Linked DNA regions of Homo sapiens: regions 1, 2, 4 and 5 are each linked to region 3. Evidence: chromatin loops called from intact Hi-C (ENCODE). Cell type or tissue: heart left ventricle. All regions are shown on one strand. Links, peaks and the distances in the headings refer to the core of each region. The heading gives the core; the rest is flanking DNA.

Region 1 (6,243 bases), core at 572-5,571, 130 kb after region 3:
CACAGGTGTTTATATGCTAAAGTATTGAAATTATCGCATAGCCACAGAAATAAATTTTTATTCTCAAAGATAATCCTAAAAGTAGAATACCCTTTGCTAAACTGTTTTCTTTGCAATTTCTCTTCACAAGTTCTCATTTACTCAGCTTTATCCAACATCAAAAACTATTCAAGGAGCCATGTCATTACTTGGGCAATATTTATATAAATTTTATAGTCTTTTTCTAATGCCTCAAAAAAGTTTTGAAAAACGATTTGAGGTAGCTTAGAGACACATAAAATGCAAGATAAATATGATGTAAACAATGATACAGATCATTTTGGGTTATAAAATATGACCAAGGATGAAGACTATATACAAAATTCACACCATTATGGTCTTATACCTTTTCTGTGGTATAAAAAGGACAAGAGCTTGTATCATCTATTACATGGTGCAAAGAGCCCAGGCTTAGAAAACATTTGCTTGTCAAGGATATCATTTAATTTCCACTTGTTCAAATATAAATTGTGGATAATAATATCTCACAGAGGAAGTGTGAGTATGAAATAACAAATATGAAAAAATTACACTATTTCACTACTAATTTAATGATTTTTAATTATAATAATTCCTGATATAAAATATAATTATAACTAATATTTATTCATTACTTATGCTAAGATCTCTAAATGGATTATCTCACTGTCTTCACAGCAACCCCAAATTACTAAAATTATCCCCATTTGCACGTGATAAAACAGGCCTAAGAGAAGTTCAGTAATTGGGTCATCCAATGTATCAGGTAGCTACTATTATATACAAAACCACCCAGAAACACAGTAGCTTAAAACAATAATTATTTATTTGTTCCCAATTCTTTTGGTCAGCAATTTGGGCTGGGCTCAACTGAGATGGTTCATCTCTGCTCCACGTGGTGTTGGCTAGGCTTACTTATTCTGTGGGAGGGCTAGGACAGCAGAGCCTCTCTCTCCGTTGGTCCCTCATCTTCAAGGAGGCTGGCCTAGGTTTCTTCACTTGTTGCCAAATGGGTTCCCAGGAAGGAGTAAGAAAGGGCAAGCCTCAGTGAATAAGCACTCTTTAAGCCTCTGCTTGAGTCACATTACCAATGTCCCAAACCTAGGGTTAATGTGGAGAGAGCTCAACAAGGGTATACATACAATAGGCATGATTCTTTGAGAGTCACTGTAGTAATAAGATATGTTACCCAGAATATAAAAGTGTTCCAAGTTTGAACTGAAGAACTGTAAATTCATATCCCATGCTCTTAACCATGACATCACACTTGCCTCCAAGAAAAATTCCCATAATGTTTTCTACATGATGTCGGTTTCTCTTTTAACTCTTAAACTGCCACCTTATGAAACAGCAAAGATATTCCTAATCTCATCTCCAAATGATTTCTTTCTGACTTACAAAATCCCTTGAGTCTCAGGGTAGGCTTAGCAAAGTACAAATTGAAGACAGATTATGTTTTCATTCCTTAAGTCATTTGTACTACTAGAAAGATTGAACTTTACATAGCTGCTCTCTAGGGACCTAGCTGATACCAAAATGATACCAATGCATTAAAAGACAACAGTATTACCTCATTTTGTATAACACTTTACTATTAGCACAGAACTTTCAAAATGAATATAAAACTCATTCATCTGGGCTTTCCCTATAGGCATCTGGAAGCTTCTGAAGCTATCTTAGCATGGTGCAAAGGAGTGTTTTAAGGGTGTTAAACTGATGTGAAAGAAGTACTGTAGCTGAAACACTGGTGGCAAGAAGACTAATCTAGAGACTGTGGCACAAGTTTGAAAGAGTTATGGCAATGAAACATACAAGACCTCACAAAAGAAGAAAAACTAGTCCTTCTAACCATCTAGAGGGGAGGGAAAAGAAAGAGTCGGGGTGTTCAAGGGTTACTGTTCTTTTTAATGTCTTTAGACTTGGCATTTTTCCGTTTACATAGCACTTTTACCTCCTGATGGTTAGGGAGAACAGGAATGCTCATCCTCATTCAGAGAAGTTTCATGTGGTACACTGGGACCTGCAGGAACTCACTGCAGCTAGCCCTGTAAATTGTAAATGTCCACAATGGAGGAGGAGGGTCAAGATTAAAATTTTAATAAAAGTAGAGAACAAATGACATGATTAGATTGGAATTTTAGAAACATTTCTCAGTCAACAGAGGGAAAGATAGGTTGGAGAAAGCAGAGATAAGAGGGAGAACAATTGAGAGGCTTTTACAGTAATCTGGGTGAAAGGCTATAAAAATCTAAGTCTGAATGACAGAGGGGATGATTCTAAAGTCAAACAACCTGGGCATGCACTCCTCTTTGCTACACTATTATATACTTTTTTTTCTTTTCATCAATTTTGGCTAGAGAATATACTTGTGATGGTGTAAGGAGGAGATTATGAAGATTGGCTTGTTTGCTCTGTAAAATCTATAATTATCAGTCATTCTTTGTACCCAGAGGATTAAGAAAGGCATCCCTGTATCTGAAAGATTCATTTTTTTCTACATCTCTTTTTATAAATCTCCCACAGTTAAAAGAAAGGAGAGACGAAGGAAGGAAGAATGGGAAGAAGGAAGAAAGGAAGGGAGAGAAGGAGGGAGGAAGGGAAAAATTTCATTTTCACGTAAATAATGGCATCCTTCTTAAAGAAAATAAAAAAGTAGCATTAGATGAAGTTCTATTGACATAATTATAATCATACAGTGAAGTCCTAAAGAGATATATTGTGAAGATAATTTTTCTTGTCACAAAGGACGATCTATACAAAAGAACAAAGGAAATAATTTTAATAAAACATTTTGCCCTGAGCAAGAAATGTGCTTCATGTATCATACATGAGAAAGGATAGTTGTTTGATATAAAATGGAACTGTGACCTTGCTATAAGAGTTTTTATTACTTGATGCCACTGAAAGTAAATTAATGGACTCCCAAAAGGTGTAAAATTCATTCTGCTTTGTGGCATTTGTTTGCTGACAGACAAGTTTAAGAGGAATCTTTTCATGTGATTATTTAAACAAAGAGCTTCTAGGAATTCTGATCAACCTTTAAGGTTCCACCAGAGGACATTTCTCATAGACAGGATTCATTTGAGAGAGAAGTCACACTTTTAAAAGAGTTTATTAACAAGAGAAGAGAGGTTCATGTGCTATCTGTAATTTCAACAATTTTTGCTTTCAAATATAATTTTGTTTTCTTTTAGATTTCTCTAAACAAATTCAACATTGTTTAAAAAATGATAAACTTTTTAAAAATACTGAGCTGGCAACCCAGCAAATAAACTGTTTTTTTTAAAGGTTTTTACTCCATCAAGTCTGAAGTCCTTACGTAACATTTTATTACATAGTGTTTCTTTATAGTGTTTCAAAACCACATATATTTATAACTGCTTAATTTATCTTTACAAGCTACTTTGCACTATACAAATTGCCTTTATGCCTCTTTAGTTGTTTTCAATGACTTTGAGATTAGGCATAACAAATATTGGTATTATAATCTGACATATGAGCAAGTTTATCCTCAGAGAATCTGTCACCTGCTTAATATCAGGAACTGCTCTGATGGTTGGCAATAGAGCAGCACACAAGACAGGCAAAGTTTCTATCCTCGTACAGTTTATCTTCCAGAATGAGATACTCACGAATGTGTGAACAAATAAATATGTAATATAATGCCAGGAGAATAATAAATGGTGATACTAAGACCATACAAGTGACCAGTCTCAAATCTCAGAACTATTCCTAGCAACTTTTCATCAGCACAAATCCTGCCAAGTGGGGTTGTCCAAGAATAGCATCCCCGTTAAGCCTTTCTATTACGCCTCCAGCTAATGCTGATAAGTATGTATGATGTGGCTTTACTGGTCACATGAGGCAACTTTGGAGGCCTCTACACTTTAGCTCTACTTGTCTATTCAATGTAGATGTGTGTGTGTCATTGGAGAGCAGCAGACCAGGGAAGTAGGTGTAAATGTTCTGAAAAGGTTACTTAAAACATGGTTTGTGAACACTTAAGAGCATGACATTTACTAGACACCAGCATGGTTCACTGAGAACAAGTAAGATCAGCAGATCAACACTACTTACATTTGCAAGAGGGTCATGAAAGAGATAGATGAAGACAATGCAATAGAAATACTGTGTCTAAATTTTAAGGGCCACCTCAAATCATTTTTTAGGGATCAGTTTAGTGATAAGCATGTAAAAAATCCATGAATACACTTGGTAAAATAAACACATAACAAAACATCTTTGTAGAGGCATGTGACCTGCATGGTAATATAGTTAGTTGAATTTAAAATTAATGAAATAAACCTACCAAAAATTGTAGCTATTGCCAATCCAGAGGAAGGGTGTACAATGAAAGGCCTCGATCCTTGATTCTGCGTGGTGTTTTCTAAAATTATTTAAATCAGTATGTCAACAAAATGCTGATAAAACTCGCATATGAAATAAAGGCCAAGAGGGAAAGCTTGCATGTTGAAAATCTTATTTCACTTCTAAGTAGAGTCTGTCATTTAATTCCAAAAAGATCTGTTAAATGCCCACCATGAACAAGGCACTGTGAAAAATGCCAAGGCAAGGAATAGCTCCTGCTCTCCAGCGTTTCCTGTGAGCAGCCATTGCTGTCCCAATTACCACCCTGTTAACAACTTAATTGTATCCCCCCATCCAAAGTTCATACAACAAAGTCCTAACTTGCAGTACCTTAGAATGTGATTGAGCAGGGATTTGTCCCAGGACCCCCTACAGATACGAAACTCTTCAGATGTTCAAGTTCCTTACATAAAATGATGTAGTATTTGCACATAACCTACACAAGTTTTCCCAGATATTTTAAATCACCACTAGATTACTTATAATACTTAATACAATGTAAATGCTACATAAATGGTTTTTCATTGTATTCTTTTTGATTTGTATTGTTTTTATTGTTATATTTATTTTATTTTTTTCAAACATTTTTAATCCATGGACATGGGGGGTCAAGTGTACTTAGAGTCACGAAAGAAGTAACTAAGTTAAAATGAGGTTATTAGGATAGGCCTATTCCAATCTGATTGGTATCCTTATAAAAAGAGGAAATTAAGACACAGACACACAGAGAAGACCATGTGCTATTGTTTGAATGTGTCCCCTCCAAAGTTTAGATGGGGCCAATGTGATAGTCAAGGCCTAGGAAGTCAAGGCCTTTAAGAAGTAAGTAGGCTATAAGGATTCCTTCCTCATGAAAGGGGTTATGACCCTCATAAAAAAGGCTTCACACATCATTTAGCTCACTTTCCCTTCTACCTTCCACCTTGTGAGGACACACCAAGAAGGCCCTCCCAAGACGCCAAATGCTGATGCCTTGATCTTAGACTTCCCAGCCTCTACAACCGTGAGAAATCACATTTTCATTTCTTATAAACTACTCAGGCATTTTGTTGTAGCAGCACAAAACAGACTAAGACACCATATGAGGACACAGTGAGAAGGTGGCCTCAATTTACAGCCAAAAAAAAGAGGCTTTAGAAGAAACCAATCCTGCTGACACCTTGATCTTGGATTTCCAGCCTCTGGAATGTTCAAAACAATTAATTTCTGCTGTTTAGCCTGGCAGACCTAGTAAACTAATACAACCCACCTCTCCCATCAAACCTCTACCATCCAGGACTCTGCCCCCTAAAGCCCCACTCTTGAGTATCGGCTTTCCTGTCCAAACTTCTATTTCTTCCCCTACCTCAGGGTTTCTGGTTGGCCAAGGCTGACAGACAAACAGTCCACAGTGGGTGGTTGGCTGGGGGCGAATAATTACTGTGAGGATGGTCCTCTCTTGCCCCCATGAGTTTTTAAGCAGAGGGAGTACGTATCTCTTTTTACATAAAAACAATATTATACATGGATCAGTCATGCTGGGTTAAACTTACTTATAAACATCCAGAAGAGAACTCATTAATAAGACAAAGATCCTTCTTTGAATTTGCAAGCTCAGTTGTCTATTCACCCACGGAACATGTATTTGCTGAGCCACTGCTCTGCGGCAAGCCCTCTGCTAGTCCTTTTCACATTTATCACTTCATAGGAGGAAGTGGGGTTATGTCAAGAGGAGGTAAGGAGACGGGGGTGAGCAGAGCCTTCCAGGAAATAGGAAGCTTTTGCTCAGAGGGTCCAAGGCACAGAAGGGTCCACAATATTTTCAGAGAAGATAAAGAAGTTTGCTGTGGCTTAAGTGTGTATTGAATACAGGAGCCA
Region 2 (6,243 bases), core at 378-5,377, 430 kb after region 3:
CTTCTACCTCCAGCCCCCTCCCTCTGACCCCTGCCTCCTTAGGCCTCTGATCCTCTTTCCCAAAGAACTAAGAGGGACCCTCTTTGGAATTTCTTTATCTGACTAACAAATTTTCCTTCTTAAGACAATGCAATTTTCTTAAGACCTCTTACCTAGGAATCTCATCAAATAACCAGGAAAGATTAACCACTGGAGAAGAGACGGGGTCATGATTACAACCAGACAGACTTTTCATATATTATTTTGAGGACAGCTCTGAGAGACTACCTGGGGACTTTATCTTCATAATAAGACAACCTTTGTTCTTGTGAAGTTCTGCCCCTCTCCGTCCTGGAACCTTGTCATCCAGCTTCCAAAGAGAATCATTTACAAAATAATGTCTGCCTTCTATGTCCATACATCTCTCCTCTATGAAGACAACATTTAAAAATCAAACATCTGACTCCTCCTTAAGTCTCATATTTTGTGTGTAGCTTCTGTGTTTATGCATGTTGAATACATTTTATATGCCTTTTTCTTCTATTAATCTGCCTTTTATCAGCTCATTTTCAGCAAATCCTCAGTGGACAGAGATGAAGCGTTCCCTTCACTCCTACACTACCTACGGATTTTGTGATCTTTGGTAAATTACTTAATGTCTCTGAGATTCTATTGTTCTATCTATAAAAGGCAGATAATAATAGTATCCACATTATAGGGTCGTTTGAGAGTGAAATTAAGTGCCCAGAATAGTGCTTGTGTGATATAATAAGAAATATATTTGGTCTTTGTTCCTAGTTTTTGTTGCAGGGCTTCTGAAATTTTTGGAAGTCCTGAGTGATAGGAACGTCTTTCATTATTCATAATGATCCCCTTTATAATAACACGTGAGTTCATGCTAATGAGGTGAGTTAGATAACCCTAGATAACCTCAGGATGGGGCCAGTCCCCAGAAAGACCAAGTGATTAAGGGATTAGAGGGTTGGAACTTTCAGCCTTGTTGACCAACCTCCAGGAAATGGAGTGGGGTCTAGAGATTAAGCTCTCCAAAGCTGTCGAACAAGATTTGACAAGCTTCACAGTTGCTGAATGTGTAGAGGAGCTGGGAGGATGGGATGCCCCTCACGTCTCTACTCAGCCTGTGCATCTCTTCCATCTGGCTGTCCTTGAGTGCTGCCCTTTATAATAAATGGGTAATTGTAAGCAAAGTGTTTCCCTGAGTTCTGTGAGCCATTCTAGCAAATTACTGAACCTGAGAGGGGGTCATGGGAACCTCCAATTTATTGCTGGTCAGTCAGAAATATGGGGGGCCCAGACTTGAGATTGGCGTCTGAAATGAGAGCAGTCGTATGGGACTGAGCCTTCAACTTGTAAGGGCTATTCAGGTAGACAGTGTCAAAATCGAATTGAATTGTGGAAGACCCAGTTGATATCTGCTGGAGAGCTGCTTGAAATATGTGTAAAGACCCGTACACATCTGGCCACAAAAATATTCTGTGCTGAGAGTATAGTAGGACAGAACAGTCTGTTGGTTTGTGTGTTTCCCAGTCTTGTAAGTAGTAAACACTATATACATGTTTGCTATTATTATTATAAGAAAGCAACTGCCCCCTAGAAACACTCCTGTATGGTACAGTGTTAATGAAATTGACAACTGTCCTTTGTGAAAATAGTCTATCCCCAGAATACATATGTCATGCCATACCTTTATTGACTCCAATAGGGATGACACTGTGTCCAAGGGCTGAAGAAGAGACCTGGAGACGTGAACAAGACATAATGCTTATCAGGGGAACTTACATACAAAGACAACTTGGAAAAGAAACAACATGCATTTTGCTGCTTTTAAACTGTTCACTTAGAGAATAAAACTATCTACCAAAGTATAAAACACAAAACAACACAGAAGCCAGGTATGGTGGCATGTGCTTATAGTCTCAGCTATTCAGGAGGCTAAGGAGGGAGGCTCACTTCAAACCAAGAGTTCAAGGCTGCAGTGAGCGATGAACTCACCTGTGAATAGTCAGTGTACTCCAGCCTGGGCAACATAGTGAGACCCTCAACTCTTAAAAAAAAAAAGCAACTCATATGTGTGAGCAGAGCAATATAAGGATTCCATAAATGTATGAATCAGTGCAAATTTTCAACCAAGCATGACTCAGAGAAAAGAATATAGACTAAAAGAATGTAAAGGTAAAAGACCGGTCTATTACTTCTGAATTCTCATGCTCACTGCTCGTGTAACCCAGGACAAATCAGTGCTACCCTCTAGGACCAGTAATTAAAGTGATTAGGTTAGACTGAAAAGTTTCCTTTTGACTCTGTCTAAAACTTAATACAAAGAATATCAAAGACAATCAAAAGGTTTGTTGCTACATTCCATAACAGTTATGGTTTAAATTATTAGAAAAGTCCTAAGGTTTTTATTCTAATAGTATTTATTATGACAGAATATAGAGTAAAATCTCAATTAGCATAAGGTAGAATTAAACATGGAAACTTCCTGGAGTTTTAACCCAGGAAAGGGTAGATAATTTGATTAAAACTCCAAACTTCCTCTAGAAAAATACACAAACACATTTTGCATAAAATTTAAAAGATTCACTGATGCTTAGAAAGATTTAATTCTGAGAAAAACTGGGATTCAAACATGAGGAGAAGAAGAAAGGAGGAGTTACCCTAATTAACTGGTTACCTAGCCAATAGAAAAGAAGGATATCCAGGCGGCTCTTGGTTTAAAATCTAAATGCATTGTATTTGACAGCCACTTTATAATAGAATTAAACTTTTTATGGCTAGTCTCCAACTTAAACTCTGAGGTCTCTTGAAACTAGAAAGTGAATACAGCTTTTCTACTCATAGTTAAGCTTTTAAAAATATTAACAGAATCTTTTCATTCATTCATTAGGAAAAGGAAGTGGTTTTTCATTTTCATTCGCAAGCCAGTTTCCTGTTCACGCTTAAAAAAATAAATAAATAAATTTGGCATAAGGAATGATGAGGTGCCCTCTTCTGTTTCTAAACAGTTAATGCAGGGTTTTTGAATACTAGCAATTTGAAGGATTTTGCATTAAACTTTGAACACAGCAAGATTTTAAAATCTGAAAGAATTTCTGTTGACCTCCAGTGATTGGAATACCTCTTTATGCAGCAGAAGTTCCTCTTTGCCAATTAAAAAGTCCTCATTTCTCTCTGTGTAATAGCACACCCTGTTCCTGGCTGAGAAGAAAACAAAATTAACCTTGGGCTGGCGGCTGTGCTGCCTGATTTCCCTGGGCGAGTGAATGAGCTCACCAAATGTATAAATAATGTGCCCAAGTCTCCTTGTTGCTCAGTTTTTTCATATTCATTGAACAGAAGCCTTGAGCGCAATTCCAAACTGCTAATGTGTTAATACTTTCACCAGAGCTTGACTCCAGTTGCTGAAAAAACAAATATAAAACAGTAAACCCAGAAGGATGACCCAAACTTCCTGTTCTTTATTGGCAGAATTTTGCTGTGCAACTTACAAAGTTTGACAAATTATGCAAAGAAGCAAATGTAAAAGGACAGCTCTGAGATCCAAATTGAGGTGCTGTAGCACAGTTGCTTTAGTGGAACTACCACTGGGCTGCTGCCAGTCGCATCTGGGCAGGAAGGAAATGCAAATTAAAAGGAAAAATTAGGCCATTTTAGAGCAAAGTGAATTTTCAGCAAAAGCTCAGTGCTAACACTGAAAAATAAAGAAGGTATTATTCAGTTTTAAATCAGATTGATTAATTCTTTCTCTTGGTTATTCCAAAGTGCTTCTTTCGCTCTTCCCCGAGACACTGAGGTGTTTTGATAACGACTCATTATTTCTGTAGCACCAGTTCTTATCTTTGTTACTTCATTCAACCTCTTTTCATCTCATTCAACCACAGAAAGTGATTTTGACCTTTTACAAGACCCATAACCTTTACTGAAATCAAAGCTAATTGCTTTTCTTTTTAAATGTCTTTTAATCACCTTCAAAACTAAACAAATAACTTCAATCTAGAAAAATCAGACCTTGGAATCAGAATGAATGTTAGACATCCCTCTACTGCTTAGCAGTCCTGTGAACCTGAGATTCCTCAGCTATTAGGTCCAGAAATACCTGTCTCATTTATGTCACCAAATAGTTGTTAGGATAAAATGAGATTACATATGGAAATATACTTTAATAGCATTTATTGAGTACTTAATATGTATTAGGCACTATTCTTAGCCCTTATTACTTACTAACTCATTTACTCTTCACAAGAAATTCAAGAGAGAGAATTTTATCCCTACTTTACAGATAAGAAAACTGAGGCAGAGAAACTAAGTAACCTGCCTAAAGTCTCCTAGCTACTAAATCTGAAATTCAAACCCAGGTAGTCTGACTCCAGAGCTCACACTCTACAACCATATACACCACCTTCCAGTGTGGATATGAGTGTGGTTATTCATTCATTAATTTATCAGCTGTCTATTGAACATCTACCATGTGCCACACACTCTGTTGGATTATTAATGGAAAATAATCAAATCTATAGGATTCACTCTTTACTATCTTCACTCTTTTTGCCCTATAGGAAATGAAGAGGAAAGGGTATAGGAAGAGAAAAGAAAGAAAACTCTAAACCTATCATTAAGAACATTTGCAAAATAGTCACATAGAGCCTTAAGATGCCACAGTTCAAATGAGAGGACTCCTCCTCTCCGGCATAGACCCAGTCACCACGGATAAGACTTGGGAGTGAGGAGACAATGGCGCAAAGCAGACCCCAACCTCTCCACAGGCAGGGGCAGAGGGATGATGGGAGAAGCACAGACAAGATGAGTCAGGACCAGAGGCTTGAGCTCATTGAATGGCAGAGTCACGGAGTGGCAAACTCCAAACCCCCATGGCTAATCCTCACCGTTCTTCACTAGGTTTCTGCAAGACCTAAGAAAACTTCTGCAAAAGCACTTCCTTGACTGTGAATTTATCTGCAATGTCAGAGGTAATGTAAAACCATAAGAAGGTGACTCCTATTGACCTCCAGTCCCAACAAGGACTCCAAAATTGATAGCTGCGTATGAAAGACATAGATATTTAATCTGCACATATGTATTTAATTTTTTAAATGGGGGAAGAGAGGCTCAAGTCCTAGAATTCACTGATAATCATCTATAAACAATTATTATTTAGAAGATAATTAATAGTTTTAACACTAATAGGCCTTTTTCTTCCAAAGCAGTCTTCTCCAGAAACTTCAAGTAAGTTTAAATTCATTAGTTAATCACCTTCTTCTGTAATAAGCAGTCACTGTTATTATTTATCCTATTTTTAAGAAAGAAAAAATTTAAATAAAGCAAGAATAATTGAGACATTTAGGCATTTCTATAAAAAGCCACAGCATGTCACCTGCCAGGAAGAACGCCTCTATAAGGCAACATGCACATTTTCTTTCACTTGAAGGTATCAGTTCCTCTTTGAAGACGCTAGCTAAATATGGACTCTATCCTCTTCCATAATCTACCCCTCTAATAAATACTTACAGCATTAACTTGGAAAGCTCAACACCCCTCTCTCATCATACCCTTAGCCCATCTTCTAGGACACCCAGAAAGGGGAGGATCATAGGGCCGATTGTTATCAATCAGTTCTCTATCACACACCAAACACAACACAGACACACATACACACTGTGTATGAATGCTTACACACCCTCCTGACCCTGAACTTGCTGGTAATTTTCATGGACATAGATGAAATGAATAAGAGGTTCACTAAATTAATGGCTGTCAATTGGGCCAACCAACAGTAGTCCCGGGCCCCTGAGTTCAGATGTTTACTCAAAAAAAACAATTTCAAAATCATTTCAGAAGTGAAAGAGTAGACAGAAGTGACTACAGACATTTTTCAAAAGTAAAGTAGAAGACTGAAGAGTGTGTACGATTGCAAAATGGAGAAGAAAGAGAAGCTCCATTGTGTTTGTTTTTCTCCCCAGCAGGGCTGTCATTTAAGTCGTCAAAGGGTAATGGAAGTCATCAATAACGTGGCAGTGCCTGGAAACTTTTCATATTCAGCTTTGGAAAGACAGATTGGCTCTAGGAGGCTCCATATATCAAGGGAGATTTAGGTCTTATCTGAAAAGGCACTTCCAAACAGAAAGTCTGGCTACCAAGGCTTAACAAGAGAAAGGTGTAAATTCTGTAAATTCGTGAGACATATTCTTCCAAAGGCTGAACTAAGTGACATAGGATCACAGATTCCCAGAAAATATTTTAAGGATG
Region 3 (6,243 bases), core at 541-5,540:
GTCATAATAGGGCAAAAGCAGTTACTTGCTGTATTATTCAGAGCATAAATTATATACTCCAAAATATAATTAGCACTTGTGTCTGTAACAGATAGCTACATTTTCTGGTTATGTATCTATCAAATTTTCATTTTAATAGTGATGACTCATAATGAAATTATGCATTCATTGTTCCATTCATTAAACCATTTCACTGGCGGGCTGTGCACGTAAACTGCAAATTCTGTGTATGTGTGATCACACCACTCTCCCCCAGTCTCCAGTTCTTAACCTAATATTTGTTAACACACACAAATTCTTTCCAGAACAAGTTCTCTGATGTACATTCAGGGAGCAGATGCTGTTGAAATGTTATCAAGTTACAGATGCACAAAATATTCTTGCTGAATGTGTTTGGTAATATAGCTCTGAAATATCACTTCAGTCCCTGCCTTCTGCCGGCCCAAACTTCACTCTCTGGGGAACCATCCAGAAAAGTAATGCTAAGAGTTACTAAATTCACTCCTCCGATCAGCTGTTTTCAAAATGGTAGAACAAGCTTTCAACAAATTCAGCATAGGTTTCTCTCTTGTTGAAGAAGGTATGAGCTTCAAAGACACTTTATTATCTGAAACTTCATGATAGAGGTAAAACTAAAGGAACAGCTATTGAAATGTGATCCAGAAAACAAAACAAATGCAAGAAAGAGATTGTATCTTATATGATTCAACAGGAGAAATTTTTCTCTCTTCTACCTCCCCTAGAGAGGTTCTTTTCATGCTTCCTTTTCTTCCTATCCCTTTTCTCCTCTCTTTCCTATTGTGGCCCTCTCCTCATCTTCAATCATGCATCTCCCTCTTTCTTCCTGCTCTGTGATAACTAACATTTATTTCAGTACATCTCTTTGTAAAGAGCTTCACTCATACATTATGTCCTTTCATTCACATCACTGCAGTCTTAGAACAGCCATTGCTATCATTTCATTTGAACACAGTGAACTGGAAACAGGCTAGCAGAACTGTTTCCAAGTCAGGCTGCCTTATTTCAAAGCCTGTGCCCTCTTCCAATACCATGCTATCTCAAGAAATTCTTTCCTTCCTTCCTCATAAATCTCTTTTCTCCTTTTTCTCTTCTTTCTCCTCCTTCAGCGTCCCTTCCTCATTTCCTGCTCCTCTTTCACTACCACAACAAACCATCTTATGCTCCATCCCCATTCCCATCTGAACACTGCTCCTTCCAGAAACCTCCTTTATTCTCAGATGGGTCTGAGTTAGGGGCTTTCTTTGCTCCTCCAGGAACAGAGCCTCCAGAAAGCGTCACTAACAATCCCTGCCCCAGGCCCACCTTCTCGCTTTATCCCATTATCAAAATCTTATTCATTTATCTCTTGTATTTTTAGCCACTGTTTTCTGAATTAGCCACAGATAAAAATTGGAGGGAAGTATACGACTGGGGTATTTTTTCTGATCCCTCCTCTCTGCTTTCTTCCCCTCCCCTCTTCTCCCTTCTCTTCTCCTCTCCTATTCTCTTCTCTTCTTCTCTTCTCTTCTCTTCTTTTCTCTTCTTTTCTCTCTCTAAATCATATAGTGGTGGTGTTTAGGTTATAATTTAAACACTTCCTTACATTTGAAAAAATAACTGTGAGATATAATTTGTAATATTACTTTTCCTTTTTTTTTTTTTTTGTTTTGTTTTGTTTTGTTTTTTTGAGACAGAGTTTCGCTCTTGTTGCCCAGGCTGGAGTGCAATGGCACGATCTCGGCTCACTGCAACCTCCACCTCCCGAGTTCAAGTGATTCTCCTGCCTCAGCCTCCCGAGTAGCTGGAATTACATGCATACACCACCATGCCCGACTAACTTTTTGTATTTTTGGTAGAGACGGGGTTTCTCCATGTTGGTCAGGCTGATCTCGAACTCCCGACCTCAGGTGATCCGCCTGCCTCGGCCTCCCAAAGTGCTGAGATTACAGGCGTGAGCCACCGTGCTCAGCCCCATTATTATTAAAAGAGAATATCACAAATACTTTTCCCCTGAAATAATTCTTCTATTACAAATGTTTGGATTATTTGCTTGCCTATAAAAGACAGGATTTTCATAAAATCTTTAAGCATTGTTTTTCAACAATTTCTTTTCGGAGTTTTTATACTCACACTTCAGTGGTATCAGTTACTCCAATTACAAACTGTGAAGTTGAGGTACTAAAGAAAATAATTTTGTATTCGCTGGACTCCTCACAACTGTGAAAATTTAATTACGCTGGTGAGAAATAGTTCCTCTTGGATGACCATGAGGCTAGTGAAATGTCTTGGACTCTTAACATAAAAGAATTTTTTTTCTTTTACTACTTGGAAAACTGAAAATTTGAAAAAGTCTTTTTCTCTTTTTCCTACCAATTTAATGGGCAAAGATTTTTTTTTTTTTTTAATTTGAGTTGCAATAAGTATTTTCTGACTTTGGTTGTCCCAGGAAAACCACTATAAGGATACTCAAAGAGAACAAAATTATGGTTTGTGATACTAGGACAGTTTTCCTCTAAATCACGTTTTATTCCTGAGAAGAAACTGTAACCAGTCAAGTAACAACTAAAACTCACACACCATTAGGGCATATTCAAACTGACAACTAGGAGTTTAGAAAAAGAAAGGTTTGAGAACACCCTGGGTAACATAGTGGACCCCTGTCTCGAAAGAGAGAGAGAGAGTGAGAGAGAGAGAGAGTGAGAGAGAGAGAGAGGAAAAGAAAAGAAAGAGAGAGAGGGAGAGAGGGAAGGAGGGAGGGAGAGAGGGAGGGAGGAAAGAAGGAAGGAAGGAAGACAGAGAGGGAGGGAGGGAGGGAGGGACAAAGGAGCAGAGGAAACAGCGTCTTTGCTTTATCAGACATCTGAGCAATTCAGATATTCAGTTATTACATATAATAAAATAATGGATGCTATGACCCGATCATTAGAGCATTTCTAGATTACAAAACTACCAATAATTAAGTAGTGGTGATTTATAATCATTCTCTCTAATATTTTGTTGTAGTAGTTTGTAGCAGTTTTTGTTTGTTAATTGCTACTCATTTTTAGTTCTATAGGCCAGTATAATACATGTCCATCCATATTACATCTGCTGCTCTCTTTAAGCCCTTCCCTGGAGCACACCATCTAGTTTCCGTAGTAACTACTACAATACTATTGCTCCTGGAGTAGCAGGAAGAAAGGAAATGCGGAAGAGAATGAATAAATTGTGTAGTTCTATTAAGAACTTTCTCCGCTTCCTTACTTGCAAAGGTACTTAACTTTTCAGAGTAGCACTTCCAGCTAACTGATACCCTCTTCTCTGACCAATGTTAAGAAATCCCTCTTCTATCTTCCATGATCATGACTGTCCAAAGTGGAGCAAGATAACGTACACATTCCCATTCTTTCCATCCATCATTCATTCTTGCCGTTTGACAGTTGTGCATGGCATGTGATTGCTTCAGCCTGAAACACAAAGCTTTGTAAGTCAGCATAAAATAAACACTTTATGCACTGAATGATCCATTCAGTCTAGTTGATCTATAATTTGAGATTTTGTGTACATGTGTACCTTAAGTCATATCTCAGTAATAATGAGAACTTTTCCTATTTGGATTGATTTTCATACCTAACTCCAGAGAACACTTATTTTTGTAACTGGGAAGAGCAGGAATCCCTTACTGGGAGTGAGAAAATTGTTTGGAGAATCCTAGAGTGTTTACTACCAAGTTCGCTTTCCATATAGAAAATATCTATTTGGCTCTCTCTCCTATAGTTAAGGAGGATTTGGAAATCTGATCCAGTGCAGGGCGATGTCGGTCTGGGAAGGAAGACTGTGAGCCCTCTCTCCCTTTTTAATATGAGAATTCGAAAGCAGTGGGGAAGTGATGTTGGACCTATCACAGCATTGCTAACAGACAGCCTATTACAGTATTTAATAAAAACAGAAACAGCATGCCTATCATAGGCTAATAAATCCTACCTCCTGCACGCTTTAAAACAGTATGAAGCAGCTTTAACGGAGCTCCAGATAACTAATTTCAAGCATGGCTGTCTAGCGTGCCTGTCACTCCTATTGTCCTTCCAAACTCTTTCAGACATTTTGAGCAGGGAGTATTAAAGCTATGAGTTAGAAAGGGTTGTGACATTAATGGTCCACAAAGGCTTTAGGCACAAGAGGTAATGATGATTACCGGTGGCTATTTGGAGGACTGCACCGGATCGCTGTCATTAAAAATTAAGCGTGGCTTTTGAGGAAGATGTGACAACTACCGGAGGTAGGATTTGCATGTAAAACAAAGGAATCTGTTGCTGTTTCATGCTTTTTGTTTGTTCTGTGGCGTGAGGATCGTGAATTGCAGCCAGGTGCGGAGTGAGAAGCAGCAAGAGGAGGGAGAGGGGAGTGGGAGACGCTCTGCTTAGAGCAAAACACAGTGGACAGTATTATGTTTTATGGCAGAAATGCCTCCAGGACAAACTGGCTCCAGGCTTACAGCTTGCTGAGTGTGCATTCCACGTTGCTTTTCCTGTGGAGTAGAATGCTTAGAGGTCACGAAGGAAACACTTTGCCTCTTACCTGTGGTGCCGGCTGGGCTACTGTACTGGTAGGGTCGAGTGAAGACTTTGGTGGGTGGAAGGCATAAAGGTCCAAGAAAAATAAAGAGGAAGCTGTCCTTAAGATTTGAAACCTGTTATTTTATTTCTACAGTCAATGTGTTTTGATGGTCAGAGTCTGATTTTTCAAAGGGGAAATTGGAAGATTACGACAAATTTCCCTGACAAAGAACTATTTCCTATGTAATCCATTATAAAAGAAAATTGGGTACCTTCGTCCGTTTTGCATATTGAAAGGCTGACCCACACTGTTTGGGTTCATGGTTTTCCTAAGCAGAGTAAGAGTTTTCGACTAAAAGAAGGGGCTTTCTCTCGGTTCCTGCTCTTGCTTTTCAACAACTGCTGGGGCTGCAGATGGAAATGGTGATTAGTTAGAGGTTATGGACTTGACATTTTACCTTTCTGTTTTGTTTTGTTTTTTAAATGAACAGCATAAAAACACAATTCTCCTTCAAAGATGGGAGGGGCAGTTGGGTTCCAAAGTCCAGTCGATAATGAATAGATTTGCAGAGGAACTTATTATACTGCTTTGTACTTTATATGGGATCGGTATAGCACAATCAGAAAAGGAAATGTCAGGAAATCACAGGCTGAGATTTCTAAGGCAAAAGTACAATGATCAGAAACCAGTGTTTTCTCAACTTGATCTATGGTGCAAATTTCAGTCTTTGTCATTGCATATGACCCTCAATGTGAAGTGGCAGAAACATAGTAAGTGAATTTCTCAGTGCTGTTGTGTTGTTTCCCCAGTGGACTTCACAAACTCCGAGCTGTAAAGATGTTGCTTTATATTCTGAAAAACTCTGTATTCTGAGGCATAGATTGGTTATAACGAATGGCAGATATGTGAAATAATTATAAATTTATAAAAGAATGCAATATTCTTCAAATGCATCTAAAACTTCCATACTAATGCAGAATTAACTAGAAATAAAATTGGAAGATGATTAGAGTATGTTTGTTTTCAGCTAAATACTGCAATTAAGGATAAATAGGGCTTTTGCTCTTCTCTGATGCAGTTGAGTTTGTGTATTTGTGAGCTTCTATATATATACTGTAATCCACATACAAAGTTGAAATCATTGCCCCATAGTAGATGGCATCTATGTTACAGTTTCCTGTTTGTTTTTCCTAACAGTGTGGTGGATTTTACTGAACCAGCCGAACTCTCTTGGCTGGTCTTTACGTGACCAGACCACATGTCCACGAAATGACTGTATGGAATTCTTGGTGCATTTGATAGCTATGACATCGTTTTCTGCTTCTATGTTACCAGTGAAATGTGTGCCCTTGACCTTGTGAAGTCCCTTCTCCAGCCAACTGACCAGTCAAGAATGCATGTATAGAAAGAGAGAGCTCAAAATACACAAACAAAAATACACACATACATTTTACTTACTGTTGTTAGAGGTTTACAAATCGATATTATTTCTATTATTTTCATTAATTTCATTAAGGGTAAAAGGACTTTCACTGCCTCTGGTCTTACCGATATCTTCTGAATCTAATTGCATCAAGTATTTACTTTAGAGGCAATTCGTGCCTTGAAAGTTGTCAACAGGAGAAATTATTTTGCTATGGTTATGCTCATAACACTTTACTGATAAACTAAAATGAATTTTCACAATTTTCACAGATTGATGAGGAA
Region 4 (6,243 bases), core at 594-5,593, 81 kb before region 3:
ATGATTTGATGCACAGGAAATTAAGCCTAAATTATCTCCTCTGGTTCAAGCATCAAATAAATGTTTTAGGGAGAGACATGATCTGGTGATTTATTTATTAATTCAATAACCCTTCATTGAATGTCAACTCCATGCCTGATTGGCTTCACTAGAGGCACAAAGGTGAGTAAAACTGGGCTCCTGCCTCAAAGGACTTGCAGAAGACTGAAGGGGGCACACCTGCTCCTCAGCCCTGGCCACTACACTTGCCCTCACTTGGAGGCTCACACTCTTCATGAGCTGCCTGCCCACTTTCCATGCTGATCTCTGTGGGAACACACTCTACTCCATTTTTACCTAATTAACTCCTACTTATCATTCAGATTTTAGCTCTGTGCCTGGCACATGGTATTTGCTCAATAATTATTATTGAATGAATGACTAAATGAACAAAACATCATAATACAATACAAGAAGTTCTCAGATACAGGAGGAAGCAAACAGCTCTTGGGCGCTGGGACCATGTTAAGGATATCAAGGAAGGCTTCACAAAGGGCATTTGAGCTCGTGGTATTTGAGATAGATTTTGAATGGAATTGAAGGGTAAATAAGGGCAACATGAAGAGAGGGTTACAAAGTGGTGAGAAAAAAGGAAAACTTATACTAAACAAAGGGAACATCATCTGCAAAGGCATGAAGGTATAAATGAGAATGAAGTGTTGGACAAACAGCAAGTTTAGGGTGACTAAAACATAGAGCACATTGAGAACAGTTTAAACTGGAAAGTATGTATGAACTCTATGTTGAAGGCCTTAGATGCCATAGTTAAAAGTACTGATTTTTTTCCTAAGGTGATGGGAAGTCTTTGAAGGCTTATACATAGGTGTATCTATTGAGATTCAGAGGCAAAGTAAGTGAAAAACAGTAACCACTCTAGCTTAAGGAGAAAAAGAAGAATTTATTAAAGAATATTAAGTAGTTCAGAGACACTCTGGCAGAGACTGTGAGTCCAGACTTAGAGACTCCAGCAAAGACCACTGAGCACATACTCTAGCGGTCACATCAAGACCCTGGGCACTAGGCAGCAAAACCTCCCCCAGTACTCTAAGAAAGCCATTCCTGTCACCCTCAACAGAAATGAATTCCACACAGCACCTCCTTCCTCCCATTGCTTTTTGTCTAATCATAGTCATGCTTATATTCTTCTGATTGGCCCAGGTCGTATGCCAGCACCATAGCTGCAAGGGAGACTGGAAAGTGAATTTCTAGCTTCTATCTAGGAAACCCTGATGTGAGAAATTCCAAGCACAGAAAAGGTATTTCAAAGAAGCTAAAAGGCTACAAATCATAGAAACTATCCACTGCCACATGGAAGATGCATAATCAAGTTGACATCATAAAAAGATTCATTTGGTAGCATTATTGAAAATGGATTGGAGAAGAGGAGAGTTGGGAGACAAGGGGATCAATTTAGAAGGTTAGAGCAGGCAAAAGACGAAAAGAACATAGACTTTAGTGCTGACTGTGGACACAGAAGAGTGAACACAGAACAAGGATATAAGATCTAGGAAGCAAGAACCTGGTCTGTCTTTTCACTTCTGGAACAACAGCACATAGCAGGTGTTCAATAATTTTTGCTTTTATTGTTAAAGAGTAATTTACATACAATAAAATTCACCTTGTTTGTGAATTTTGAAAATTGTATATCATAATGTAACCACTACCACCATCAAGATATAGAACAGTTCCATCACCCCCTAAATTTCTTCATGTTGCCCTTTCATAGTCAATCTCACAACTCCAGCCCCTGGCAACCACATACACACAGTATGTAACCTTTCGAGTCTGGCTTCTTTCATTTATCATAGTGTGTTTGAAGTTCATCCTTATTGTGGTTGTATCAGTACTGTGGTACATTTCTGTTTTTTCCTTAGTAATATTCCGTGGTACAAATATACCAGCATTTATCCAGGCCCCAGTGGAAAGATATTAGAGTTGTTTCTAGTTTGATGGAAAATAAATCATCCATATGTTTGTTCCAAAATAATTTTTATTTCATTTGGGCAAATACCTAAGAATAGAAGCACTGGGTCATATTATCAGCATATGATTAACTTAATAAGTCAATTATCAGCATATGATTAACTTAATAAGTTAATAAGTTACTGGAAACTGTTTTCCAAAAGCAATGTATTAGAGTTTAAGTTACTCTGCATCCTTTCATGTACTTGAGATTGTCATTTTTTAAAGTTATTCCAATAGGTATCCAGTAGTACCTCATTATGGTTTTAGTTTGCATAATAGGTATCCAGCAGTACCTCATTATGGTTTTAGTTTGCATAATAGGTATCCAGCAGTACCTCATTATGGTTTTAGTCTGCATTTCCCTGAAGACTAGTCATGTTAAACATCTTTTCATATTCTTATTTATATTTGATTGATCTTTTTTGATAAGATGTTCAAATATCTTGCCGTAACTGTTAAATAAATATTTGATGAATTTATAAGCAAACTTACACTAAAGATATTTAGAAAAATAAAGTTACCTCCACCTGAAATAATTGGACATTGCTAGGGAAAGGGAAAGGATGGAGTCGAGGAGCACACCACACTTTTAAGTGAATATTGATTAAGAGAGTTTAGCCAAAGGATTTAGAAAGCATAACCAAAGATGGCTGTTCCTGAGCCTAATTAATTATTACAATTCAATAGTTTGCACCCAAACCTAAAATGCATAGAACTGGATAGCTTACTAATGCTTCCTAGAAATTTTCTGCATTTGTAAAAACAGATAAACTTCAATTAGTTTTTACCTCCTTCTTCTAAAATAAATAAGTCTTGATAGCCAATCCCATATCATTCACCAGGAAATGCTAGCAGTGGCTCAGTGTTTGCTCTACCAAAGAGTACTAAATAAAATATTCAATCACGAGAAAGAGAAATGTAAAACTGCAAGCTGTAGGCCCCAGAAGCTAATTAAATGGTTGGTCCTTTGTAATCACCTTCTCTACAGTGAAGGAAGCTGAATAGCAAGGTCAAGAGATTAGACTTTGCTGCCTTCTGAGTCATTGAAGAACCACAGGATCTTGGACAGTAGGGAATAGCTAATAGCTGACGGAAGAAGAGTTGCTTTCTTTGCCTAGGACTTCCAGATTATAAAAATAACACTGTAGGTTGCATCTGAGCCAGGCCAGCACTCCACTGGGTCTCTTGCTGCAGCTGGGAATGACGATTGCTGCATGGCCAGAGCAGCTGACAGTCGAGGGAAGCTGGAGCCAAAGAGTAGACATGGGCCCGCCAGCATATTTGGAAGCTTCATGAAAGATGAACTAATCTTGTTCTCCATTTAAACAGTTATAGTAGAACAGTAGACATCAAGACAAATTGAAAGAAGAAAATAAAATATGGAATACATATCATAGTGTTACTGTGAAGTAAAAACATTAGCTGAAAAAAAGTGCACTGTCCCTTGAATCAGCCCAAGCAATATTATGAAAAGGCCAGGCTAGGGGGTGTGAATTTTCTCCATCCTCTATTGAATCTTCCACTGGAGTAAAACAACAGTGTGGAGACCTCAAAGATCACTGATTTCAGCCCTCACTTCCTCAATAATATGTGTGATAGAAGGGTATAAGAGAGTTTATGACTCCCCCATGCACAGGAAATTATTTGGTAGCATTACAAGTTAGAACTTGGATCTGGTGATTTGCCACTCAGTCACTCTGCCAAAAATGTCAGCGAGAAAGAATGCAGCCCCAGTATGGGGTCTGTAACTACACACTTCCAAAATTTTGTATAGGGTTTTTGATAAAGCCTTTGCTTTATCCTACCCCTTTCTCTGCTCTTAAAAAATAAATAAGTTACCAGAGAACTTACCATTTAATAATTTTTAAACACATGTTATACTTAATATAAAAAAACACTCTATTTAATGTAAAGCTAAGAGGGATGAAAGAGAAGAAACAAAATTAATAGAAGAGAATTTCCATAGCATGGTCTTGTGGGAATGGCTGTATCTGGAGTTAGGTGTTAGTCCATGAACTCGGGAAATACTCCTGGGGTTCTGTTTGTTACTAAAATGAACATGTTAATGCTTTCCTATTAGGGATGTTGTTGGCTTCTCCAGATCTCCAGGATTGTGCACATTCTAGGTCACACTGTTGCAGGACTTTTCCTTAATTCAGTTAAAGATGGGGTGCTTTGTCCCACAGCCATGAAAATTCAGGCTCACAGACAATTTGAATGATGAGTGAGACAGGGTTTTATTGGGTGAAGAGGAAGAAAAGGGGGAAACAGGGACTCTTGCTAGGTCAGAGTCCCTTCTAGAGCACTTCACACCCACTGTTCAAATCCCAGGCTCCACACAGGAAGAGGAGGAGCCAGACTCCTCCCTACTACAAACATCGTAAACTTCATAAGGCTCCACCTCAGTGGGCAAGCTGGCTGGAGTTTCTCTGAGGACCCCCTCCCACCTGGCTGTCTCAGTACTGCCTGGTCATAAAATCAGAAGCCACAGAAGAGAAATCTCCCTCTTCCTGGAGGACCTATTTAGTTCTGCATTAAATAATTTTAATTATTAATTTTGTATTCAAATAAAAACACAGATAATAGAAAAGAATGCAAAATTTTAAGAAATTTAATGTAAATTACACGATTTTCAAAAAATTGAAGGTCGTGGCAAGTTCCTTTGCCTGTGCCTTCAAATATATTTTCTCTACTTCACAAACACAAATGAAAACAAAACTCACACTCCTGAGAAGTGGCAGTTATTCAGTGAAAAGAGTTTTAGAAAGGAAACATTTTGCTTGTCTTTAATACAGTTTCTTTCTTTCCTCTGTCAAATTGTTTCTAAGGTGGGAAACTACATGTGCGTGCTTGACACAACTTGAAAACAATACAAAACAACAAATCACAATTGCAAAATCATACAACACAAATGGAATCACAGTCCATAAGGGAGGCCATGAAAGAGAGAGTGCATGTGGTGGACATATTAAGCTGATATGCAGACCTGGTAAGTTTCCAAAATGTTCTGGGACTAAATCAGGGACAGGAATACACAGAGGGAAGCCCATACTTGGTCGAGGTTGGTTCACAGCAGAAATGACAGTGTAAAGATCAATAACAGTCCCTTGTTACTGAGAGGGCACCGTTTTCACATTCAGAAGGGCTTGTCCCTGGACTACATAACTGCCCAGTTATTTTTCTTCGGTAAATCAAAGCTATCAATTACAGCCTCCTAGAGCAGCTACTCCAGCTGCTGTAGGATAGACAGGGCTGAAAAGGAAAATCATTGACTGTGCATAGCTCTTTCTGGACTTGTCTCCTGCCAGGGATGGTGTCAGACAAGTGCTGAAGGCACTGTTTGTTTCCTGCCCCAATGCTGAGCTCAGACCACAACCGAATCCAGAGCCTGCCATTTATCACTTGACCACGTACATCTGAACCTGCAAGACCCTCGCACAGCCTTCACTGAGGTGTGAAAACTGACAGTTTCCTTCTCCTGCCACTGGTTCTGCAGTAATTAAAGCTTTTTTGCTATCGCACTCCTATTAGTCTCTTGGTTTTAAAGATGCTGCTAACACAGTTAAGTGTGTATTACCAAACTCTGAATTAAAGTGCTTTTACAAGCCACAAGAAAACCAGATTAAGCTAGCAATTTTTATAAGAAAATGTCTTAGTAAAAGGTTTTTACAATGGCTTTTTGAGCAGAAGTTTGAATTATTTACAGACAGTAATGATTTTCAGAAATCATTTGTTCAGATAGTAACTATTGATTGCTACTTTGAGCTAGGCACTGTTCTAACCTATACACTAACACTATTTGATAGTTGTGCACATGGATTAAACTTAAAAGAATTGTTTAAAAGTAAATGATTAATACATGCTTGTAAAAAATAAGTTAAAAAATACTCGAGGACAAAATGAAAAGCAAATGCCTTTCCCATGACCACCATTCCCATCCTACTATTAATAATTTGTTAATTCTCCAGTCATTTTTCTCTCTGTGTACAATGTGTGTGTGTGTGTGTGTATTTAAATATAAACTGTTTAATAGTGTTTTTGCTTTTGAAAAAATGTCATAATGCGATAAATACAGTTCTTTGACATAACTTTTTAATTCAGTAATGTATTGTGGACATTCCTCCATGAATCATACATATCTTTTTTATTCTTTTAACAGCTATATAATGTCATACAAAATTAACCTACCTTATTTCCCCTATCAATGAATATTAAGTTTTTTTCCAACTTTTCCCCATT
Region 5 (6,243 bases), core at 364-5,363, 140 kb after region 3:
GAGAGAAGGTGAAATTGATGATCCACAGCACAGTTTTCTGGTCAGTCAAAAGGTTGAGGGGCTTAACAGAGAGCAGAGAAAGGCTGCATTGCATTAGACAGCGTGCATTTCAGGCCACGTCACCCTGCTCTGCTGTCTGTCCTTGCTTCCCTGAAAACAAAGAGCCTAAGAACAGTTCCTTAAGTGCACTTTTCTGAAACAGTAGTTTTTGTGCTTATAAATGAGTATTTATCATATCTATGTGCTCTAGCTTAATCAACATGTAATACAATAATGTAATCATTGACAACATAGAGGCTGGAACTAGCAACACTTTTCAGTTCGTTGGGTAACTATGGAAACAGGGACACTGCATTTCCTGGGCTGTGCACACAGAGAGGTGCACACCTTTGGCTAAGAGAACTCATGAAATCTTTTCTAGTAATAACATTCTTTCATCATCTCTCACTGGGCATGTTACCAAACTACTGGAGACTCTTGGAGAGTCAGCTTCCTCCTAACACCCTTTTTCTCTGAAGGACTGTAGCACAGGACTGGCTGATGTGGAAGTCTGGCACCCTGGAAATAACACAAGCATGAAGTTTTATTGCCTTCATGATTCAGTATTTAAAATTTATAAAGCATTTTCTACGTTCCAGGACTCTACTGATCACCTTCTATGTAAAGCCTTGTCACATGGATTCCTTACCACACCCCTGTGAGGGGTGCAGGAGGTAGTAGGGGGTAATGTCCCCATCTTACAGACAAGGAAATGGCCATAAGTGTCTTTTCCAGAAGTATTTAGCTAATAAGAGGCAGCTGGAATTACAACCTAGGTCTTTCAGACTTCAGAATCAGTGTTCTCAACCACTGTAAGTAACAAATATCTATTGAGCACTGTGCCAGCCTTTAAGGTTCCTATGACTAATAGTACATCCATGTCCTTAAAGAGCTTGTAGTTGGATAAAGAAAGCAGATTAAAAAGATGACTGCTGTGTAACTGATAGCCTAGAGGAGATAAAGTTTGCTTATGGAAATGCAGCGGAGAGGCACCGAACATTCACAAGGGTCTATGCTAACACTGACTTCGTGACTTCATACACCCACAGAGAAATGTGCCCATGAACATTTGATTTGAGGAAGCTGATGGTACATCCTAAGCTAATGTCTTCAATATTTTTACTAGGGAAGTTCTTTAAATTCGTAGTGACTTCAGTGTCTGCAAGATGAGACTTCCAAAACTCTGGCCTTTTCATTTCCAAAACCGCTCTCCTCTAGTGATATTGTCCATCTTCCTATCTCAGCCACTCACTTCCAGGGTCATACCTCCAGGCTTGTCCTCCAAACCTGCAAAACACCTGTAATCTAAATTTGAAGCATCCCATTTTCTGACCACCACTTTCTGTATCTCCAGTTCATTTGCTCTTACACATTACCAAAAACCATTGATGGCCCAAAGAGCCACAACTCATTGATCATACTATTCTTTTATTGTCCCTTGCCTCCTTATTTTTCCTTCTCTCTTACCCAGCTTAAAGTGCATACCCAATTATTTGTATCCCTCCCTTGCATGCACTCTCAATTCTCTTGCCCCTCTTATACTTCATTACAATCATTCAGAAAAACCTCAACCCTAGTTAAATTCAACTCTCCACTTAATCTGTGCTTGTACCCTTCAGTTTATTATGGCTGGACACAAGCATACGACAATGGAAGGAGTCTCACTTTTTATTCATGTCCATAAACCTCAAGTGGGCCTAAGGGAAAATATATTATTAATATACTTTCCTAGTCTATTACCAAATGCAATATTCTTCTATTCATATCTCATTATTTCTTACGTCTCTGGTTTCTATTCCCATATCTTCACTCTCAGCTAATGACCTTAATTCTTATTTTACTGAAAAAAAATAGAAGCAACCTTAAGAGAACTCCTTCAAGCTCCCACCGTCACACTTACCCATTTACCAGCATCTGTGCCTATAAATTTCACCTTCCCTCCTCTTACTATAGATGAACTGTCAGGACACGTGTGGGAGAGCAACCCCTTCACTTTGCACTGGAGCCCATGCCCACCCAAGACAGTGCTCCAACACTGTATGATTAAATTTTTCTTCTCTATGGAAACTTTACCATCAGCCTAAAGGCAGCCTCAGGCTAATTCTCCAGTCTTTCAAGAATCTTTTCTTGATTTCACTTCCCTAGAGGAACTGCCTCATTTTTCTGCTTTTCATTTCAGTAAGGCCCTTTAAGGTCTGCTTCTCATTAAAGTAAGGTCCTCATCTGTAAAAGCCTAACAAGCCTCTGCCTACACTCTCACCAATTCTTTCTTTCCCCTTCTTTCTTAAATTCATTTCAATTAGACTTTTGCCCACATGTTTTAATAAAGTTTACTAACCACTCTACCAATCGTTTTAATCATGTTTACTAAACCTCTACTTGTTAAACGAAATATCAATTCCTAGGCCTCCTTTTCTTTATATCTCAGAAACATTTGACACCATTGACTCTGTCCCCTCTTCATCCATCAATTACTTTCTTGCCTTGCTTCCAGAATGCCATGATCTTCTGATTTTTTTTTTACCCCACTGGCCACTCTCTTTCACTCTCCTCTGTTTTACTCCTCATCTCTTCTACCTCTTCTCTTCTCTTTCTACACTCACTCCTTGGATGACCTTATCTAGTGCCATGGCTCTAAATACCTTTTGTAAACTCACAACTTTTTATATTTCTACTCTGGACTCCACTCTAGCTTTCTACTCAGCATCTCCACTTAGATGTCATATATATATATATCTTTAGCTTAGCATGTTAAGTTAAATATCTGGTTCCTCCAAGCCTATTTCACCTACACTCATGTCTTCACCATTAATGGTAACTTAGTTGCTCAAGATGAAAGTCTAGAAGACATCCTTGGCTCCTCTCTCTCTCATTCCCTACATCTAATCCATCAGTACATTTGATAGACTTTACCTTCAAAATAGATCCAGAATCTGACACCACTACTTCTGCCACATTAATCCAAGCTACCTTTATCTCTCACATCAATTATCTCAGGTCTCCCTGCTTCTACCTTCCCTAGCAACCCCATCATGGTCTATTTCCAACAAAGCAGTCTCGGTGAGCCTAACAGGCAAGCCAGATCATGGTTTCCCCCTTCTTGAAACCCACCTCTCTCATAATAGAAGCCAATGTTTGCAATGGCCTCCCAGTCCCATCACCATCTGGCCACCACAATCTGAGCTCTTCCACTGCTCTCCCCTTGCTTGGCCCAGTTCAGCCACAATGGCCCCCTTGCCATTGCTGGAACAAACTGGACATTGTTCCAGAAAGAGGGCTTTATTCTCTTTGCCTAGAATGTTCTTCTCCCAGAATGCCATGTGGTTCCCTCTCAAATTCTCAGCAAGACTTTCTCTGACCATAAAATTATAATTGCAGCTCCTGCACTTCCTATTATGTCCTCTGCTAATTGTTAAAATAGACGGCAAGCTTCACAAGGACAGAAATAGTCTTATTGCTTTTAATCCTCAGCACCATATCCAGCACATGGTAGGGATTCAGTAAATGTCTGTAAATGTTGAATGAAAGATAATATAGTTTTAAAATATAATTTTGATTCATTTTTAATTCAACCTTTGTCATGTCCTATTATACAAGCTATTCAGTATTTAAAAGCCTAACAAGCCTCTTAATAAGCATTTGTGAAAAGCCTGGTGTATTTAAATTACTGAATAGTAAACATCAGCCAAGACTTGCAGAACTTGATGAGGTTTGAAACAAAGGATCTTATTCCTCTAACTTGCATCAAGCTAAGTACCAGTTACCGTGTTTCTGAGGGCATTTCAAGAGAGTGAGGTGATGTTCAGTTTAGAGGGATGAACTGCCAGCTTTCCCGCAGGGCTGGATTTCTGTTAGTGTCAGAACTGCTGACACACCTGCTCGGGGTGGACTCAGGGCAAAACCTGATCAAGGGCAAGCCTGGGTAAGTAAAGAGTGCAAGTTAGCATCTGACCACTTTTTCCTTAGACATTAAAAAAAAAGTTTTCTTCAATAAATATGAAAAATCTTTGATCAATGTTCACATGTTTTCTTGGAAATGCACATCTAAAAGTGGAACTATCTGCTCTTCTCTAGAAACTTCTAGGGGCAAGAGAACAGAATAGCCATAATAGAGATCAGAGTATAAATTAGAGGGCTGACAGCATCATTACAAAATGAGGATTGGTATCTAAAATGCTAGAGCCGGTGGCTAGAGGAGTCTCTGGCCTCCTGTCAGACAGAGAGAAACATGCTTCTTCCCAAAGTTTCTCCCCCTGTGCAATAACCTTAATAATATCAACCAGTTCTAAACAACATATTCTGTGTTGGGTCTGTTAGATACTTTATCAACATTATCTCATAATTGTTCAAAATACTTATTACCCGCACTCTGAAGATGAGAATACTGAGGCTCAGAAAGGTTAATCAGCTTGCCTAAAATCTCCCAGCTAGTATGAGATAGGGTCAGTATTCAAACTCAAGTATCTATGACCCCAAGCCCATGTTACGCCTCTAATACTAGGCTGAAGCTGAAGCTAGGGTTTAGAGAAAGCACCCAGGCCTGGAAAAGGGAGTAGGCTGGCATCATAGCAGTGCTAAGGCCCCAGTAAAGAACTGGAGGCCACCCAGGGCATAAGTCCAGTCTCAGAGCCTGGACGCACACCAGAGCATGAGTGACAAGACTAACTCAGTGGGCACGAATGATAAAGGCTTCACTCCATGGTTAGAGCTACAGTCTAATCCTTGGCAGACAGAGAGGTGAACTGACTGACAGACATGTGGAGATACTGACACAGATGGAGAGGGACAGTGCAGGGCTGGGACTGTCAGGAGGGACCTTCACCACTCTCCTCTCCCCTAACATCCAAAGTCCGTCTTCACATCCTCCTCAGCCATTTTTCTCCTCCAGCTCCACCATTCTCTCCAAGCACACCTTAGTGGCTCTACAAGGGAGCATCCTGGGTTTGAATTTTACCACCTCCTGCCTCCCAAGAAGGCCACTGAGCCCTAAGCTTGAGTTTTTTTATTGTCACCCAGGTAACGATAATCCATAAAGAGGCAGAAAATAAGCCACTTGGAGGTAAAGTAACCTCTCACAGCAAATGTCCTTACAGTAGTCTTTATAGCCTGGCACACGGACTTTAGGTAGCAGAGTCAATATACTTGCATGCTACACAACTTTCTCATGTTTTGCCTGACACTCACTTATTCCTGACCTTTCCATACTAGGGAGAGACAAACCCTTCCATTTGTTTAGCATTTTAACGTTACGAAACGCTTTCTGCTGCATTACCTCACTGAGCCCTCACTAGAGTGTGGAAGGCCTAATCCCCGTGTCAGATGAGGAAATGGAGCCTGGGAGAAGGTGAACAGACCACCCTAGGCCATAGGAGTGGCCAACCTCAAACAGCAGTCAGAGCCCAGAGCCAGTGGTCCCTATTCTGGGCCCTGCTCGCCTCACCACAGCGAAAGAGAGAATGACTCCACCTGCAATTGAAGCAAAGTCTTCTTCAGCCCAACTTTCATTTCCTCATGGTGTAAACTTTGCCTCAGTTAATATAAGTAAAACCAGCTAAAACAAAAGCACTTGCCACAACTCTGGGAGTGGAACATCAAACTCCCCACGCTGACCTCAGTTGACAGAGGGCTTCCTGACTCAGAGATTTCCTCCTAACCTCTACATATTTATATCTCTTTTCCTAACGAAAACACCAGACACCATAAGGAGGGTATGTACATGGAGGACAATTTTAGACTGTGAACAACCAAAGAAATGATGAATATGGGTCATGTAAAGGACAAGAGACAAGAAGACATGAGGAGGGACTCACACAGATAAGCCTGGGCACGTGGGAAGTCCCCACCTGACGCAGACAGCTCTCTTCATCGTCAGCCCTCTGTGCTGGCCCAGATGAAGCTCAGTATCCAGCCACCTTCCCCTGCTGCCCTCAGCTCATTTGTTTTGTCTTCCCACCAGGAACATGTGTTTCACTTCCCAGCCTCCTCCTAAAACCCCTGGCCTGTCGTCTGTGCACCATGTAAAGAGAACCAGATGTCAACTCAAAAATCACGAGGTTTTCACAAATTCAGAGAGCAAGCTTTATTTCTTAATGAGGATTACACCCTGAGAGGTGATCATTTTGATAGGCTGGGAAGCATAGCCTCTAACAGAGAAAGCAAGCAAGCCCTTCAAGGGGGAGAAGGATGGGACAGGAATTTATACTG

The links. A loop is a pair of places that touch in the nucleus more often than their neighbours do. Peaks named below come from ENCODE experiments on the same cell type or tissue, not always from the same donor. Only the 100,000 strongest peaks of a DNase experiment are listed, where the experiment ranks them.
Region 1: it touches region 3 in a loop (2.1-fold over the local background); 4 of 110 quality-filtered maps call a loop at or near these places.
Region 2: it touches region 3 in a loop (2.4-fold over the local background); 4 of 110 quality-filtered maps call a loop at or near these places.
Region 4: it touches region 3 in a loop (2.1-fold over the local background); 4 of 110 quality-filtered maps call a loop at or near these places.
Region 5: it touches region 3 in a loop (2.0-fold over the local background); 4 of 110 quality-filtered maps call a loop at or near these places.

The regions. Positions count from the first base shown.
Region 1 is chr3:178,662,131-178,668,373 of GRCh38, forward strand. All of the region lies in intron 1 of KCNMB2 (potassium calcium-activated channel subfamily M regulatory beta subunit 2), which reads left to right. The region is part of intron 5 of KCNMB2-AS1 (KCNMB2 antisense RNA 1); the gene reads right to left. Among named protein-coding and RNA genes, the nearest start is that of KCNMB2, 130 kb to the left of the region's middle. In heart left ventricle, for the core only: no CTCF peak of the experiment used is centred there; no DNase peak of the experiment used is centred there; H3K27ac peaks cover 904 bases.
Region 2 is chr3:178,963,761-178,970,003 of GRCh38, forward strand. It overlaps LOC124906307 (a long non-coding RNA gene), which reads right to left. Exons shown (of 3, transcript XR_007096179.1): 2 at 1,685-1,736. Among named protein-coding and RNA genes, the nearest start is that of ZMAT3, 100 kb to the right of the region's middle. In heart left ventricle, for the core only: CTCF peaks have their summits at 3,003 (motif pointing left) and 3,205; no DNase peak of the experiment used is centred there; H3K4me3 peaks cover 1,005 bases; H3K27ac peaks cover 214 bases.
Region 3 is chr3:178,532,454-178,538,696 of GRCh38, forward strand. KCNMB2 (potassium calcium-activated channel subfamily M regulatory beta subunit 2) reads left to right here and starts at 3,983. Exons shown (of 5, transcript NM_181361.3): 1 at 3,983-4,258. The region is part of intron 5 of KCNMB2-AS1 (KCNMB2 antisense RNA 1); the gene reads right to left. RefSeq lists an enhancer at 4,544-4,613. In heart left ventricle, for the core only: no CTCF peak of the experiment used is centred there; no DNase peak of the experiment used is centred there; H3K4me3 peaks cover 1,858 bases.
Region 4 is chr3:178,451,782-178,458,024 of GRCh38, forward strand. It overlaps LINC01014 (long intergenic non-protein coding RNA 1014), which reads left to right. Exons shown (of 3, transcript NR_046786.1): 2 at 4,833-4,993; 3 at 5,313-5,524. Among named protein-coding and RNA genes, the nearest start is that of LINC01014, 36 kb to the left of the region's middle. In heart left ventricle, for the core only: no CTCF peak of the experiment used is centred there; a DNase peak (open chromatin) is centred at 3,200; H3K27ac peaks cover 2,073 bases.
Region 5 is chr3:178,671,570-178,677,812 of GRCh38, forward strand. All of the region lies in intron 1 of KCNMB2 (potassium calcium-activated channel subfamily M regulatory beta subunit 2), which reads left to right. The region is part of intron 5 of KCNMB2-AS1 (KCNMB2 antisense RNA 1); the gene reads right to left. Among named protein-coding and RNA genes, the nearest start is that of KCNMB2, 140 kb to the left of the region's middle. RefSeq lists an enhancer at 5,656-5,765. In heart left ventricle, for the core only: no CTCF peak of the experiment used is centred there; no DNase peak of the experiment used is centred there; H3K27ac peaks cover 434 bases.